Linked DNA regions of Homo sapiens: region 2 is linked to region 1. A link is a contact called in ENCODE Hi-C data. All regions are on one chromosome and are shown on one strand. The core of a region is the stretch at or near the end of the contact, and the rest is flanking DNA. Distances in the headings are between cores, read along the strand shown. Region 1 overlaps LINC00446 (long intergenic non-protein coding RNA 446). Region 2 holds the start of KCTD12 (potassium channel tetramerization domain containing 12).

Region 1 (4,361 bases), core at 543-3,042:
TTTTGCATATTTAAAAATTGGGCTTAAATTTTTTTAAAAATAACTTTGGCTCACCCTAATGAATAACTCCCAGAATTAAAAAATTGAATAGCAAAAACAAAGTAGTTGTTGCAGAGAACCATAGTCGTGGGAACCATAGTTGTCCTTGCTTTTATTTATTAGTCACATAACCTTTGGTGTATCACACCTACTAAAGTCCATGAAATTAATGTCTTTATGGTATTTTGAATGAGAGTGGTTGCTCTCCGGTGTCGTTTGATTCTTTCTCCTCTTTGAGGAGTCCACAGTATAGCCACACTTTGGAGAAAAGTATCAAAAAGTGGTTTGTCTTTTGACTTTTTGACTTCTCCTTGTCCACTTCCAGCCGCAATCATCTCCCTCCTACCAGACTCTGGGACGTGAATGTGTAATTACAGCCCATTGTCTGTGCAGCAATTATAGCCTAATTTGACTTGTTGCACAGAAAGATGACAAAAGTGCTGGCTGTCAGGCAGGGTCAGAGGTCAGCCATTACCCCACGGACTACAGGCAGCAGCCTCATCAGGATTCTGTGGAAGGCTCGTCTCTGGGCAGGACGGGTCTGCAGCTGTCTGTGCGTCTTTGCAGATGACTCTGGGTGAAAACATGGACTGTTTTCAAGATAGATGATCCCAGCGTGCAGTTTGGCTTCTTGCTTTCTTATCAAAGATGTCAAAATTGTTCTGCAGTGAATGAAGCTATTTCTTGTGCCTTCTATATAAATTTTGAGTGGGACATGTACATAACCCAGCTTTAAGATATTTTATCAACTTTCTAGAAATAAAGTTAAGATTATGAAATGGTATTTAAAAGGAATGTTAAATCAGTATGCTACATTAGTATGAAAACTCCTGTGTGTTAAATAGGATAATAACTTGGATGCAATTAAATGAATTGTATCCAGATAGAAAGTCCTAGAGACACTATAAATAAGAATCATAAAATCACAAAGTAAAACTAAAAAAGCATATCCTGTATCAGTTAACCTAGTCCTTGTAGGTAATAAATAAATATTCCTTAAATAATTTTTCTTATGTTTTGTCTATTCTACATTTAAGTCTCTGATAGTAGGCAAATTCAGATCTATTTCAAGAGAGAGAACATTTTACTGTTATTGAAAGATTCTTTAATCCCATTTTCAAATATTTGATATATTTAACATAATTGATCTTCTCCAAATTTAGACAGACATACTGGTCAAACTCATAGTCATTTCAATGAATGAAAGTAATAGAAATTATAATTGAGAGAAAATATGCTAAGTGACAGTGCCAATATTCTAGAAATCAGAAACAAAATACAAAATGGGCTTGAGAAAATTGGTTCATTTAAAAAAATATATTTAGTAAGGGCCAATCTAAGGTGGATGGGGGCAAAAAAAGTTTAAACACAAATCCAGTTAGGTACAATAAAAAATACATTTTGATGCCAATGCACTTAATAGGCAGTATAAATAAAATGCTTTTATGAAATATAGCAATGTGATATTGTAATCTAACCAAATATGTTAGGTACCAGGAAGCATTCCTTACTATTTTATTCTATAAAAGAAGAGGATTGTATTCGTTTCTACTACTCTATTTCATTATTTTATTCTTGTCAGAAAGCTGTAGTGCACTTAAGAGTTTAGGGCAGGATTTTAAGCCCTAGAAAGCCAGGTAATAATCAAAGAAAAGTCATTTTTAGGTTCCCAGGCTGAGGTAAAACATAGAAGTCAGGAAATGGTTTAATAATGAGTAAGCAAACAGGAAGTGAAAGCAGTGAGCCACACAGGCCAGCTGACTTAGATGATCATGGCAGGCTCAGAGACGAAGGAAGTGAGAATTCAGCTGTCAAACCAAGAGTGTTGGCACCAGAGATTACAGTGGGTGTGTGGGAAACCTATCATCCAATTCTTTGCCTGCAACAAGGGCATTTGAGATTCATGACCATTTCAAAGATCTGGTTGTATGGCCTAATTCACCTGATCCTTTGGGTGAATGCTAAGAGAACTGCCACCATTTCCATTATAACAAAAGTACTCTTTATTGAGGAATTGTTATATAGTGGGCGTAGTATAGGTAAACACTTACTCACTTATTCCCTTATTCTATATATGAGTACTGAGCTTAGAATGTGCCAATTACTGTGATACTGACTAGGATACAACAGCAAGTGAAAACAAATATGGTCCTTGCTCTCACAGCTAGGATGAGGTAGATATTAATTATATAATGTATATAACTTAAATAAATATAAATACACATGTAATTTAAAATGTGTTAAGTACTATTGACAATAGAAAGGGGTACTTGGAATATAGGTAGATGAAGAATAAAATTTGATTTAACGTTCATAATCTAGTAGAAGTCTCCTTTTACAGAGAAATAGGCAGAGGCGTGGAGAAGCTAATTCCCAAAGTCACAGGCCTACAAGAGGAGAGCTGAACTCTTCTGTATAGTCTTCCTGGTCACATACTAACTAAAACAAGACTCACACAAATGTAGAACTGAAACAGAAACTTAGATCTTGTATAAATTAATTCATTGATTTATTCAAATAATATTTGTTGAGTGGCAGCTCTAGGTACAGGGGACATCATAGAAAAAGGCCCTCTTTTTTGTGCAAATAAGACTTATATTTTAGTGGGTAAAAATAGATGAACAAACTGGCTACCTAAATATCAGTGATAAAAGAATAGCAAAGAAACAGACTTGTGTGATGGACAATGACAGAATGGCTCATTTTTCTTAGCAGTACCAGGAAAGGCCTCCCTGAAACCAGAACAGGAAGAAGCAGGCCCTTCAGAGGGCTCAGGGAAGAGTCTTTCAGCTAGAGGGAATTGCTTGGACAAAGGCCCTGAGAAGGGAATAGCTTGCATGTTTGAGAGACAGAAAGAATCTCCGGGTGGCAAGAGTATCAGGAAGAGACACGTAGGATGAGTCTGAAGAGACGTTCAGGGTCCAGATTACAAAGGACCTTGTGGGTCAGGGGTTTAGATTTTATTTCAGTTGAATGAGAAGTGTGGGGAAGGTCATTAAAGGAGACAAGGTGAAGAAGATGGGATATGATTTAAGTTTGTTGTTGTTGTTGTTTTTGACGGAGTTTCTCTCTTGTTGCCCAGGCTGGAGTGCAGTGGTGCAATCTTGGCTCACTGCAACCTCCACCTCCTGAGTTCGAGCGATTCTCCTGCCTTAGTCTCCTAGGTAGCTGGGATTACAAGCACACGCCACCATGCCCAGCTAATTTTAGTATTCTTAGTAGAGACAGAGTTTCACCATGTTGGCCAGGCTGGTCTCGAACTCCTGACCTCAGGTGATCCACCCACCTTGGCCTCCCAAAATGCTGGGATTACAGGCGTGAGCCACCACACCTGGCTGATTTGAGTTTTAAATGATCACTCTGACTGTTATGAAGAGGATGGATTAAAGGAGGCTACCATGGGTAAAGGGAGTACCCAGAGGGGCGCTCTCATATGCCTCACAGGTAAGAGAGGATGGTGGCACTGATGAGGCAGCAATAGTGGAACTGGCAAGAAGTGAATGTCTTAAAGACCTTTTTATTAAAGAAAATGTCAAATGCATACAAATTTAGAAAAAAATCGTAAAATAAACTCTGACACACCCATCACCCACATTTGACCATTATCAACTCGTTGCCAGTTTTGTTTCTTATATAGCTCACCAACTTTTCCAGATTATTTTGCAGCAAATATAAAATGTTATATCATTTCATCCATAAATATTACAATATAAATGTTTAATAGACAAGGATTTATATTTTGAATACAATACTAATTTATGCCTAAACATGGACAATAATCCTTACCTTTTTTTCAGTCCTTCTGTTAGATTTTAATCATAACAACTTTTATCAAGTACAACTTTACTGCTAATGTGTCTAATTTTATGTATGTATGTTTTTTTATTGATACATAATAGATGTACATATTTTAAGGGTAAATGTGATATTTTGATACATTCATATTATGTCTAAAGGTCAAATCACGGTAATTGGAATGCACCTCACCTTAAATATTTATCTTTTATTTATGCTAGTAAGATATGAATTGTTCTATCCTCTCTTCATCTGCTATTCCCCCTCCCCTAGTGTTATCAAATATCCTGTCAGTGTTCAAATTTCTTTGTCTTATGACTTTTTAATGATTTATTTGAGTCAAGGTCCTTATGTTCATATATTGCATTTGGTTGATGTGACATTTATGTCTCTCTTGTTATTTTCTTTTCCTTGTAACTTATTCATTAAAGAATTTGTGTGGCTTCATTAAGAGTGTTTGTCAATTTGGACTTACCTAATTGCATCATAAGGGTGTCATTTCATGTGTTCCTCTATCCCCTGTGTCT
Region 2 (4,157 bases), core at 1-2,500, 1.1 Mb before region 1:
AGGGGGTCTGGGGAGCTCACTCCCTGCAGAAGACGTACTCGGTGTAGCTGGTCCAGATCTTGTCCTCGCTCTGGTCGGTGCTGCTGGCAAAGGCGCAGGTGCCCGTGGAGCTGCACGCCACCATGTGGAAGCCCGACTCGGACAGCTTGTCGAAGGCCTGCTCCAGGAAGTTGAACTTGAGGTAATAGCGCGAGGTGTAGCGCTCCGGGGGACGGTCGGGGTCCCGGCTTTCGTTCAGGGTGTCCCCAAACACCTCCTTGGCCAGCGACGTCTTTCCGCAAACGGTGATGCGCGCCACTCGCCGGAACTTGGCGTCCGCCTGCGCGTCCCGCCCGATGGTGTAGGAGCCGCGGTAGCCGATGGTGATGTAGCCCGAGCGCCGGCTGCCGTCCAGCGACTGGGACGGCGTGAGCAGCGGGCCCGCCGCGCCCCCGGACGGACTGCGGCTAGCCAGCTCCAGCGTGGGCGACGGCGCCCCGGCAGAGGCGCCCTCCTGCTGTTCGGGCTCCGAGTAGCCAAGCGGCAGCAGCTCGTCACCCAGCGAGCCCTCCTTGTGCACCCCGCGCCGCGAGGGCGGCGGCCCCGGGCCGGGCTGCTGGGGCGCCCCGAGGCGGCGCACGAGCTCTGGCAGCTCGAAGTACTCGGCCTCGCGCTGCAGCCGGCTGCGCTCGGGGAAGTAGTCGGGCAGCACGAGCTGCAAGTCCCGCAGGTAATCCAGGATGTAGCGGAAGAGGAAGCCGTCCCGGTCCAGAAAGAAGCGGCCTTTGCTGTCCCGGGCCAGCTCCTGCGGCTGCTGCTGCGTGAACATGCGCCAGAGCAGCGAGTCGGGCACCGACACCACCGTGCAGCGCCGGGTCACGTACACCTGGCCCCCCACGTTCAGCTCCACGATGTCGGGGAAGAGCGGTGGCTCCGCGGAGGACGACGAGGAGCCACTGCCGCCCCCGCCGCCGCCCCCGTTGGGTAATCCACGTGTGCTGTCCGCCAGAGCCATGACAGAGAGGTGGCCGGGCCGGGACAGTGGCAGGAAGCCGCGCTGCACTCAGGAGCTGCAACCGCCTTCCCCGGAGCCCCGGAACCCGGACGCTCGCTCAGCCCTGCGCCCCGCCGCCGCCGCCGCCGCCACCGCCGCCACCGCCACCGCCGCCACCTCCTAGAGCCGCGCGGAGCCGAGCGGTGCGAGCGCGCCGCTGTGCGCCCCCTTGAGTTCCAGTGCGCTCCGCCCGCCTTGCCCGCGCGCTCCAGGCGAGTGCCGGGTCGCGGCCCGCGCGCTGCTTAAGTAGAGCCGCCTGCTCTGGTGCCGTGGCGCGCAGGAGGCGTGGGCGGCGGCGGAGCCTCGCTTACCGGGCGAGGGGAGGTGGGGAGCGGGGACTCGATTTGCATCTTAAACGCGGACGCCACGCGGGGCTGCTGGCTCCACCCCGGCTCGCGAGCGCTGGGGGCGCCCGGACTCCCACCCGCTCCCCACCCACCAGCCCCGCCCCGTGGTCCCGCCCAACTTTCTCCCTCTTCCGAAGAGGACCCGCCCGAGACTTGGCGGCTTCGGAAGACAGCTCCTTGGAGGGACAGTCACCGCGCCCCCTCCCCTCTCGCCCCAGCCCGCACCCAAGGACTCTGGAAGGAGGACGTGAACTTTCGGAAGCCTGTCGCCCCGGGAGTGGAAATGCGTGGCCGCCTCCGGCCCTCCCGCCTGCGGAACTGGGCGCTTCCAGCAGTGCAGCTGCGGCCTGCCATCGTTGGTTGTCGTGTCACTGAAAGTAGAGAGACGCGAAAAACCTGGAGAGACGAAAGAGCCGCCCCAGTCCGAGCGCAGCCAGATTTTGTTCAAGTTGCCTTGCAGCCAGCCTGGAAAATAAATAAATAAACCTAGAAACAAAAAGCAAACCTCAGTGTCCCGCAGTAGGATGCTTTACGATAGTTTATTTTCTGGCTGCAGAGACAAAATGAGATGAAGCTTCAAATCTGCTCTTAATTGCAATTCCCTCTTCCCGCAGGGCCTTCGAGGCACTTCACTTCGAAGTGAAGGGGTAAGACTCCGGAACGTTCGGTCTCCGGGTCCCATTCAGCCTTCGTTGAATCGCGCCCTTAGACTCACAACAGTTGCAGATCTAACGTAATTTTTAAAGCCACCTTTGGCGCCTGCATGTTTATCCTTCCAAAAGTCCAGGCGCCCCTTCTCTCCCGCATGCCTCGGTCACTCTTCGGCCCTGTCCAAGTTCCCGTCAGTCTCAGAAAGGGATATTTATATATCTGAAGGCCCTTGTCTGGATCCCATCTCTCAACTCCTGCTGCCTACACGTTTGCTTTTCCCCCTCGGACTGCAGCCCACAGAACCGCCCCCTCCCCCTGGAAGCTTTCCCTGGCTTCCCAGGTGGGTGGGGCCTCTGGATGGCTCCCTACACACTGTCTGCGCTGCTCCCAGCACGTTCTGAAATGTCATATTTATGAGTGATTATCTGATCACTGATTTGGGTATGAAAATAAGTAAGAGCTCCTGAATGCTGCAAAAAGAGAAGAGTGCAGAGGAGGGTGTCAAGAAATGATTGGGTCACTGAATGTTTCTTGTGTACCTGCTATTATTTGCAGGGCACCAGGGAGTGAGGAATGCAAAGGCGAATAATCTCCAAAGCGCTTTCAGTGTAGCCCAATAAGCAAAGGGTCAGGGGTCTGCGCAGTTATCACATCAGTTTGAAGTATAGACCACACATCAGGATAAATCAGGCAAGATCTTTGTTCTTGATAAAATTTATCCTTCTGTGTAACTACCCAGTGAGCTTCACAGTCTCCTCACAGATAAATGTCATTTTTATTTTGAAATGTTTATATCTGCTCAACAATTACCGCGCTCATGTCAGTGTGCTGAAATGAGATCAACCCCCAAACCAGTTATCTTAATTGCAAGTACAGATTTTGATACTGAATGTATTTCAACATTCTTTTTTTGTTGTTGTTCTGTTCTTTGGGATAAATAATAGATAACACAAAACTTCCAAGTCCCAGTGCAGGATTTCGAGGTGGTTGTGCTACTAGGCGTTATATTAGTGTCAGAGACCTGACAAAACCAGCCTCTTTTCTACAAATCCAAGAAAAGCCTTCTTTGTATCAGTTCTGCACATATTTTTGTATAATTACCATTGCTCATTGCATCAGCAAATCCTGCCAGCTCTGTGTTAAAAATCTTTCTAGACTATTAACGTATTTCACCATCTCCCTATCATCACCCTGGACCAAGCCACCATCATCTCTTGCCTGGATTATTGCACTGGTCTCCTAACTGCTTCTACTTCTGCTCCTACAGTCTTGTATCACCAGAACAAAAACAGGGACCCTGCTTATAATCCAAGGCTGGTATGTCACTCTGCTCAGAGCCTGCCAGTGGCTTCCTATCTCAGAAAGAGCAAAATCCAAAGTCCTCTCAGTGGCTTACAAGACTCTACATGTTTGGAGTTATCCCACCAGCACCTCTCTGACACATCTCCTGCCCTGCCCCCAGGAGCTGGCTGGCTTTAGCCACATAGCCCCTTTCTTGTTTTCTCAGGGCCTTTGCACATCCTTGTAAAAGTCTCATTTCTCCTCCCTCCCGTGTTCCTCACCTTGTTCAGGTCCCTCCCTTCTCACCTTCTTCAGGTCTGCCCAGCAAGACCTTTCCTTGATTCCACTTCTTAATGCAGCACAGCCTCACTGCAGCTTCCTCTTCCTTGCCTTATTTGTTGACTCTTTTCCTACATCAGAATATAAACTCCAAGACTTCAGCAGTTTTTGTCTGCTTGGTTCACTGCCACACCCCCACTGCCTAGAACAGAGCTGGTATATTACAGGCATTTGATAAATATCTGTTGCTCACGCAAGCATTCAACCACTATTTATTCAGGGCCTACTACTATATTCCAGGCTGCATGTTAAAAAATAATCACTGCCCACTAGGAGCTTATAGTCTTGCGAGGGAGACAAATAAATATAGTATAAAGATAAGTAAGCCTATTTCAGGTGGTGATAAATGCCACAAAGAAAATAAAATTATAAGATGTGATAGAGGGACTGAGTGTGGAATACTACTTTATACAGAGTGCCTGGGGAAGGCATCTCTGTGAATGTGACATTTGAGCTGAATAATAAGAAAGAGACAGCCATGGGAAGTTTTGGAGGAAGAGCATTCC

What was found. Hi-C counts contacts between places; a loop is a spot of excess contacts on that map. Pooled maps may share reads with other maps.
Region 2: a loop to region 1 is called in a pooled map, with 18 times the contacts of the local background. The contact joins the promoter of KCTD12 here to the enhancer-like site in region 1. A Hi-C loop is called at or near these places in 2 of 37 single-sample maps with no recorded cell type and 6 of 50 pooled maps.

What each region holds. Positions count from the first base shown.
Region 1 is chr13:78,020,564-78,024,924 of GRCh38, forward strand. The region is part of intron 2 of LINC00446 (long intergenic non-protein coding RNA 446); the gene reads left to right. Among named protein-coding and RNA genes, the nearest start is that of LINC00446, 9.9 kb to the left of the region's middle. Within about 2 kb of position 1,793, at least 10 of the 41 ENCODE cell types and tissues checked have a DNase peak (open chromatin) inside an H3K27ac peak, as active enhancers do.
Region 2 is chr13:76,885,155-76,889,311 of GRCh38, forward strand. It overlaps KCTD12 (potassium channel tetramerization domain containing 12), which reads right to left and starts at 1,251. Exons shown (of 1, transcript NM_138444.4): 1 at 1-1,251. The coding sequence starts at 994. The coding sequence ends at 17. RefSeq lists an enhancer at 266-765 and silencers at 379-648, 1,049-1,478.